2 separate regions of the Homo sapiens genome follow, and region 1 is linked to region 2. A link is a loop called in an ENCODE intact Hi-C map of the cell type or tissue named here. Cell type or tissue: IMR-90. All regions are shown on one strand. Each heading gives the region's core, and the rest is flanking DNA. Links, peaks and the distances in the headings are about the cores only. Region 1 has its middle 60 kb from the start of CTLA4. Region 2 has its middle 80 kb from the start of CD28.

Region 1 (4,399 bases), core at 261-4,260, 180 kb before region 2:
ATGAGCAGCTCTCCACCCATGAGCACCCCAGAGCAGACCAACCATGGCTGATGGGAATTGGGTACACTGGTGAACACGGGTGCCCGTTGGGGGAGATGACTCTGGGGTGTATTCCACACTGGCTCCCAGAGGGCCTCAGCAGGATTAAGCTCCAGTTGTCCACAGTGCACACCCTTTGTTGGCTTCTTTCTATCCTCTGCCTCACCCCTCCCCTCCTCTGCCAGGATCACCTCCCAGTAAACTTCTTATTTGGACCCAGAGACACTCATAAAGAAAAGATGATGTAACAAGCTGTAGGGAGAGACGCTGGGACAGAGTCTCCCTCATAGCCATTGGAAGGAACCAAACCTGCTGACACCTTGATCTCAGACTTCCAGCCTCCAGAACTGTGAAATAATCAATTTCTGTTGTTTAAGTCACTCAGTCTGTGGTACTTTGTTAGGCAGCCCTAGCAAGCTAATACAGGATAGGTATCCTGTATCCAAAATGCCTGAGACCAGAATTACTTCAGAATTCAATATTTTTTTTCAGATTTGGGGATATTCGCATTATACTTACCCATGCAGAGCATCCCTAATCCAAAAATCAGACATCCAAAATGCTCCAATGAGCATTTCCTTTGAGCATCATGTCAGCACTCAAAAAGTTCCAGATTTTGGAACTTTTTGGATTTGGGACTTTCGAATTATGGATATGCAACCTATATAGTGGGTATCTGCTAATTAGATGGAAGGTCAGGGAAGGCCTCTCTGAGGAGGTAGTATGTAAGCTGAGGCCTGACTAAAGGAAAGAGCCAGCCATGCATAAGTCTAGGGCAGACCATTTTAAACAGAAGGCACAGCAAAGGCAAAGGCCCTAAGCCGTGAATGGACTTGGAAAGTTCGGAGAACAAAAGGAAGGCCAGTGTGGCTAGAGTTAGTGAGTAAAGGGGAGAATAGTACAGGAGGAGGTTGGAGAGCTCAGCTAATGACTCAGCCATCCTTCTGGCCTCCTTATTCTCACCTCCTCCTGCTTCCACTCTGCATTTTTCTCCAAGTCCCACAATCGTTAGATATAGTTATGACAACTGTCACTGTGGAGAATAAAAAAAGGAGAGCATTAGGAATTAGGATTTTAAATGGCATTAATGATGTAGCTAAACTAGAAGACACTACTCTTAGGTTATGTGAAATATTGTGAGGTTATCTGAAATACTTGGTGGATGGCATATTTGCTTGATGAAACACTAATTTCCTGGTGGAGAACAGACCAAAAATCCCTGGGCCAGAAATCAAATACTTGTTTGCCATTTGTTCTTAGATAATAAGTCATTTACTATCTCTGTGTTTCAGTTTTCTAATCTATCAAATGATTATGAAACTAACACCGTCCCTACCCAACTTGCTATATACAAAAGAAGATTATCCTCAAAAGTATCAGAAGGGAAATAAATGAAATCAAATAGAATATTGAAAGAATACCCTATCATTAACAAATAGTATTGATCCCAGAAGTCAAAAGATAGCTTAATATTTAGATATCTATTAACATTCACTATGTTAACAGATCAAAGGAAAGAAGTTGAACAATAATCAAGAAAGATGCCCAAAAGCCACTTGAAAAAATTCAACATTATTTATGATTTTTTAAAAAAAGTTATCAAGTTAAACAATTTTTCTTTTAATTTCCGGCTTGCTCAGTTAGTAACATATCCTATGTGTTTCTTATAAGCATAGTTGTAGGGTGAAGCATTTCAAAAGCCCTTGCTTTTAATGATTTGTAATTTTTTTAAAAGCTACAAAAAATGGATTTCAGTGATAACAAGCATGAAGGAATAGAATTTCATTATTTAACATTATTTTAAAGGCTTATACTTGTTGCGCTATTTTTGTGCATGTTACTGGTCATGGCCTTAATTTACTAATGCACAGTCTTAAATCAGAAATGCCATCTCCAATAACTGTGTGAAAGATGAAAGAGCACCTGCTCCGGAAGTGGGAATGAGGTTAGCAACAGAGAGCCAGGGGCACAAAATGAATTTTGATATATCTTTTTTTTTTTTTTTAAAAGAATGGGCTGCAGACATTCCTATCTCTCTCTAACAACTCAAGCTGACTGTATCTAATTGGAACACAAAGGCCGGTCATTCAGCGCTCCCACCCCTGGCTCTTCCCACTGCTTCCACACCATGGAATGAATGCTGGCAGCCCTGAATCATTTCCAAGTCACTGGGAATGCACTGCGGTCAGCAGAGCTTGTATTTATGTCAACTTTCTTCAGCGCAAAAATGATTTGCCTGTGCTTCAAGCTATAGAATCACAGTGCATTGTTATTGAAAGGGGTCTGAGCAACTCAGTCTAGACCAGTGGTTTTCAACCCTGGCTGCACATTAGGGTAATAGGGGACTTTTGAAAAACTTGGTGATGCCCAGACGTCCCCCTCAAAGTGTCTGATTTAGTTGGTCTGGTAAAAGACCCTTTCTTTTGTATTTTCGAAAAGCTCCCCTGAGTGATTCTAACATATAATCACAATTAAAAACCACTAGTCTAGTTTTGTCTTTTCATTAAATGAGCAAATGTAGGCCCAGAGTGGCCAGCTATGTCATGGCAGATAACATCGACTTACAGTTAATTCTTGTGATAAAAAAAAAAAAAAAAAAAAAAAAAAATTTGTCCAAAACCTTTTTTCCCAAAACTTGGAAATAACGCAAAAAGATGACTTGTGTCCATCCAATCCCTTATTAAAACATTGCTTTTAGCCCATCCAAGGATCATCTGACCCTCTAGTGGAAAGTAACTTTTACCATTACTACTATTAAACATCTAGACATTTTTAAGCCTGTAAAGGATTTGATGTAACTTGTGGAAAACAAATATGATGCAAATGAGTTTTTTATCATAGAGATAAAAATTATTTCTGTTCAGCTTAGATGATAACCCCAAAGGTTATGATTTTTTGCCCTGTGGGACATTAACCAGTTTGTATGTAATTTAGCAATTTTATTCCAGCATATTTTTCCATTCTCTCTCTCCCCATCTCTCTCCCTTTCTCTCTCTCTGCCTCTCTTCCTCCTTCTAATACGTCATTTGCCTGTCCCCCCCTTCCTTTTTTTTTTTTGAGACAGAGTCTTGCTCTGTCATCCAGGCTGGAGTCCAATGGTGCCATCTCGGCTTACTGCAACCTCCACCTCCCAGGTTCAAGCGATTCTCATGCCTCAGTCTCCTGAGTAGCTGAGCTTACAGGTGTGTGCCACCACGCCTGGCTAATTTTTGTACTTGTAGTAGAGATAGGGTTTCACCATGTTGCCCAGGCTGGCCTCAAACTCCTGGGCTCAAGTGATCCACCTGCTTCGGCCTCCCAAAGTGATGGGATTACAGGCATGAGCCACTGTGCCTGGCCATTTGCCTTCTCTTTGTGTCACTTTCCTCACTGGCTTTATCATTCTTCTGATTACCTCATTAATGAGAAATGAAACTTTGACACCTACTCACTAAGGGGTTATATGAAAACTATGAGTATAAATTTATAATTGTTTTGACACTTATAGGTGATGTAAATTTTATTAAAGTGTCTTAAACCATTCAGAAAGCTTTAATTGGTCATTCAAGGTATACTTTATTTTGTTCTCTAAAAATATTACTCATCAACCACAGTCAGAAGCCATAATGTTCAAGACTTTCACTTCAGGCAAAGAGGAATACCAAAGACCTAATTGATCCTGTCTTGAAAAATGCTAAAAAGTAAATGGGCAAAATATCAGAAAGTATAGTTTTTAGACACTGAACATCAGACAGCACAGGACAGTGATCTCTAAGAGCGGGAAAGCAAATAAGGTGAGCTCTATGATTGTTCCAGCTCACAGCCTGGAAAATTTCCAAGATACCATGCAGAGAGGAGGTCTCATTTAGTTGAGAAGATGGAGCTGGGAGTCTGGAATCAGTAGTGAGAAAAATCAGCCTTATACCAAAGGCAGCTCTCATCCCACCTCACAAAGCTTAAAAGCAAACTTCAAATTGTTTTCAAGTAATGCACATGTATCTCAGAACAAACATTAAAAATATTTATGGGACTATAAAAAAAACCAATACCCAACAAGGTAAAATTTACAATATCTGGCATCCAATCCAAATTACTGGGTATGCAAAGAAACAGGAAAATATAACTCATAATGAAAAGAAAAATTGATCAGTAGAAACAGACCCAGAAATGATAAAGATGTTAGAATTAGTAGAGAAAAACATTAAGACATGTAGTTATGGTCAGGCTCAGTGGCTCACACCTATAATCCTAGCACTTTGGGAGACCAAGGTGGGCAGATAGCTTAAGCTCAGGCATTCCAGACCAGCCTGGGCAACATGGTGAAACCCCAGCTCTACAAGAAATACAAAAATTAGCCAGGTGTGGTGGCATGTTCCTATAG
Region 2 (4,399 bases), core at 171-4,170:
TTAGTAATATCCTTATTGAGGAGTTTAGAGAGAAATTCTCAGAAATTCTCAGATAAGGGGTCTAAAAATAAGGCTCTAGAGCCTTAGAGGATTTTAAAAGCCATAGTTCTATCCTTGTCTAAATATTACTATCCCTACTGTAAATCATACCCATTCAAACTTCTCCCCATAGGAGCACCCACCTTAAGAGGAATTTATTTTTATTTATTTATACAAAGCAACACAGTAATCTCTCTTTCTCATCAACAAAAACTTCCGGCCTTATTCACAAAACTGACTTAAAAGTCACTGTAATGATGGCTTGCTTCCTTTATGGTGCCACTGGGATTTTGGAAGTACATAGCAGAGCCCAGTACGCCTGGGATTAAGGAGTGGTCCAGAGTGGTGTGCTGATAACCCCTAAGATTGGAGTGGGGGCGATGGAGGGGGACCCTGAGTATTTACTGCTAGCTATTCATTGAGAAAGTGAAGGGCAACCCTCACCTAGCAATTTCCAAGATGAACATCTTCCTTCCAAGGACACTTCATTTAATGGCACTAGAAAAGTTATAGGAAAAATGTTTTTACCTAATTTTAGAACATGCAGAAGATTTGGACAATCGTTTCCTCTCCTATAAAGGAGTTTTGCAAGCCACTTTTAACAAATTAAGTGGAGCCCAAAAATTCAGACCTTCAATTATGAGCTGTCACTAGATAGCAGGCACAAATTGGTAGCCCTTAAAGCAAAATACAGCTCACGGATGCGTTTTGTCTGGTCAGCACAGTGTCTTTACTTTTCAAAAATTTATTTAATTAAAATGTCTTTACACTGGAGTGATCCTCCCACCTCAGCCTCCCAAGTAGCTGGATCTACAGGTGCACACCACCACACACGGCTCATTTGCCTCATTTTTGTATTTTTTGTAGAGATGGGGTTCACTATATTACCTAGGCTAATCTCCTAATCCTGGGCCCAAGGGATCTGCCCACCTCGGCCTCCCAAAGTGCTGGAATTACAAGCATGAGCCACTGTGCCCAGGCTTCACAATATCTTAATTAAGGATAAAAAAATTATCTTCACTAAAATGAGGTTGGCCTTGCACTTTGGGAGGCTAGGGCAGGAGGATCATTTGAGGCCAGGATTTCGAGGCTGCAGTGAGCTAGGAGCACAACCCAGTACTCCAGCCTGGGTGACAGAGCAAGATCTTGTCTCTAAATAAATAAATAAAAGGAGGTGGGGAGGGTGGTAAGCTGGAATCTTAGTTGTTCATAACTTTAAGCCTGTCCGGAGACTTCTCCACAACCTTCAAGTACCACCTGCCTTGTCCAGCTCACCAAGAAAGTAAAGTGGCCTTTGTTGCTTTGGGTTTCACCAGAACATTTCATATTAAGTAAAATGCATGGGATTCCATTTCTTGGCCATGATAAGGGATAAAGGACAGAGTTAGACTTTGACATAAACAGGACTCACCCAGTAAGCAGCCAGTAGGAATGTTGGCAAAGTGTAATTAGCCAGCTGGTCTGTTTAAATCCACCCTCTTCTCTAAATGCCAAGTGTTGAAGAATTAAATATTTTAGCATGCCAGGCATAGTTCAAAACCGGATTTTTAAAATCCATTTTCATGTTGCCTCCTTTCTCTTTAGCCAGTTTTATGTACAAACTAGGGGTCAAGTAAGTTAATACTTCCAACAAAAGGGCACTGAAACTTTTGGTCAGAGCCAGTTGTGAAGTCAGTATAAACTTTTCCTGAACTCTTGCTCAAGAAGAAAACTTCTTGAGTCTTAATTATCTTTGAGGCTGGAATGCTCAGAGCCCATCTCACAATCTAGTCCAGCCCCTTCAGTAGGACACATATTTTTCCTTCTTGCCTGGGTTACAAAAGATATGCTGGTTATCAAAACAGACCCAAGGCATGCATGAAGCAACTGAAAACTATGGTTGCTTGATAAAGCCCAGTTCTCATCTTTTTTGCCTTTGCAAATTCCAATCTCCTGTTCTGGAGTCTGGGAGGTAAACAGTCTTCCCTGGAATTTTCATACATCCACATCCTGGGTCTCCTGCTTTGATTGGTTCAGCCTTCTCACGTGTTGTCTCCTCCTTATCTTTCTCCTTGGCTTGTTAATATGTTTACTTCAACTAAACTAAACTCAAATGTCATGGTCCTAATCAAAGCAAGAGCATTTCAACTCATTAATTTTTCCATTTGCCTTCTGATATTCAGTCTAAAATTTGCATAAGCTTAGATATTCTCGGACAAGTAACTTAGAGTAAGGGATTGCAACTATAAGGGCTTAAGTGTCTTACCACAGAAATGTTAAGGTTCTGTCCTGCCTCCCTCTCAGATTAAGCAGTGGCCAGTTCCTTTGAGATTTTAGGAAAAATTGCTCTCACAAAGGAATAGCTTATAGGAACTATTCCACCTTAGGGCATTTATTTACTGAGATATTTCCCATTTTGATGTTATTAATTACTCTTTCCAATGAGTAATAAATATTTTTTTAAATTCTGTTTTCAAAGAAAAACAACAGCATGCCTTTTGCTCTTCAAATCTCAGAGTAGTATGTTGAATATGAATATAAAATTTACCATATGGCCATATATTAGAACTTAATCTCGTTGTTGTTGTTGTTGTTGTTGTTGTTGTTGTTGTTGTTGTTGTTGTTTTGAGACAGTCTTGCCTGTCTGGAGTGCAGTGGCACGGTCTCGGCTCACTGCAACCTCCACCTTCTGGGTTCAAGCAATTCTTGTGCCTCAGCCTCCTGAGTAGCTGGGACTACAGGCATGCACAACCACGTCTGGGTAATTTTTTGTATTTTTAGTAGGGACAGGGTTTTGCTGTGTTGGCCAGGCTGGTCTTGAACTCCTTGCCTCAAGTGATCCGCCCACCTTGGCCCCTCAAAGTTCTGGGACTACAGGTGTGCGCCACAGCGCCCAACCTAGAGTTTAATCTCTGCCAAATATGCTACCAATTCTTAGAGGCTCTATTTGTCAGAAAGTAAAATGCACAATTAGAACAACTGTAGAATATAGAGTTCAATGTGTTTCCCTCACATCCTGTTATAGTACATAGAGCCAACACATTTGTTTTTCTTTTATGGTTCCTAGGAGAAAAATCCTCTGCTTTTTCCTTACACGCCTCATTTGGTGCCAAATCCCTGATGTATATGTATCTAGGGTCAGATGCTAAGCAAATATCATGGGCCAAAGACCAACACACATGTGCAGTGGTTAAACAGCCTAGGAAAAGTCTTTGGGTGGACTTCAGCAAACTGTTCTTTTCCTCCATTAAACCCAAATTCCAATCTCCCCACTCTTGGCAACATTGCCCAATTTCTGAAATTTCATTTCTTCCTTCCTTGTTTTTAGTATCCACTTGCTTGGCTCTCCAAATTCCCGCTCAGCTGCGCCTTATGGATTTCATATTGAACCAGTCTTCTGCTCCTGGTTACCCAGGACTGTGTCTCAGGTGCCCAGTCTGCCCAGTATGTGATAATGCTCTGTGAGAAAGGCAGTTTATGAGATTGTTTATAGAGTACAAACAAACAAACAAAAGTAAAACTATGCATGAAAAATAACCTAGTAGAAAATCCATCAAAATATTAATATAGTGATAGCCTCTAGAGGGTGAGACTAAGAGTATCTTTTTAGTCATCTTTCTACTTTTCCATTTTTCAAAATTATCTGTGCATCACTTTTTCTTTTTCTTTTCTTTTTTTTTTTTTTTGAGACAGAGTTTCACTCTGTCGCCCAGGCTGTAATGCTGGAATGCAATGGCACAATCTTGGCTCACTGCAACCTCCGCCTCCCAAGTTCAAGTGATTCTCCTGCTTCAGCCTCCCTAGTAGCTGGGACTACAGGCACACGCCACCACACCCAGATAATTTTTGTATTTTTAGTAGAGACAGGGTTTCACCCTGTTGGTCAGGCTGGTCTCGAACTCCTGACCTCAGGTCATCCACCCACCTCGGCCTCCCAAAGTGCTAGGATTACAGGCATGAGCCACCGTGCCCTGCCCACTTTTTCTCTTAGTAGTTTTCCTGTTTTATATATATTACTCTTTTCGTGTGAAGGACTCAAGAAACTCTTTGAAAAAGCTCACACCCAACTTTCTCAAAATTAATCTGATTCAAAGCACTTTGTGTTTCAAAGGGCAATGATATCTACAAAGAAAAATGTTATTGCATTAACACTTCCAAATATATGAACTCTAGATACAAAGGGCAAAAAGATAAACAGATTCTCCCCCAAAAAAATCAAGCCTCTGGAGAAATGATCTTATACTCGCTGCAGAGTCCATATATTATACTGGGTACATCAGCTGGTTATTACCACTTCACTGAGTATCTGTACTCTACTATATACTATCTAGCTAGCTATAGCTATAGTTTCTGTTGTGAGTTAAATAAAAATACATTCAAG

Evidence for each region. Hi-C counts contacts between places; a loop is a spot of excess contacts. Peaks named below come from ENCODE experiments on the same cell type or tissue, not always from the same donor. Only the 100,000 strongest peaks of a DNase experiment are listed, where the experiment ranks them.
Region 1: it touches region 2 in a loop (5-fold over the local background); 1 of 110 quality-filtered maps calls a loop at or near these places.

The regions. Positions count from the first base shown.
Region 1 is chr2:203,805,999-203,810,397 of GRCh38, reverse strand. No RefSeq gene overlaps it. Among named protein-coding and RNA genes, the nearest start is that of CTLA4, 60 kb to the left of the region's middle. In IMR-90, for the core only: no CTCF peak of the experiment used is centred there; DNase peaks (open chromatin) are centred at 987, 1,227 and 2,197; H3K27ac peaks cover 713 bases.
Region 2 is chr2:203,624,663-203,629,061 of GRCh38, reverse strand. No RefSeq gene overlaps it. Among named protein-coding and RNA genes, the nearest start is that of CD28, 80 kb to the left of the region's middle. In IMR-90, for the core only: no CTCF peak of the experiment used is centred there; DNase peaks (open chromatin) are centred at 1,471 and 1,881; H3K27ac peaks cover 2,360 bases.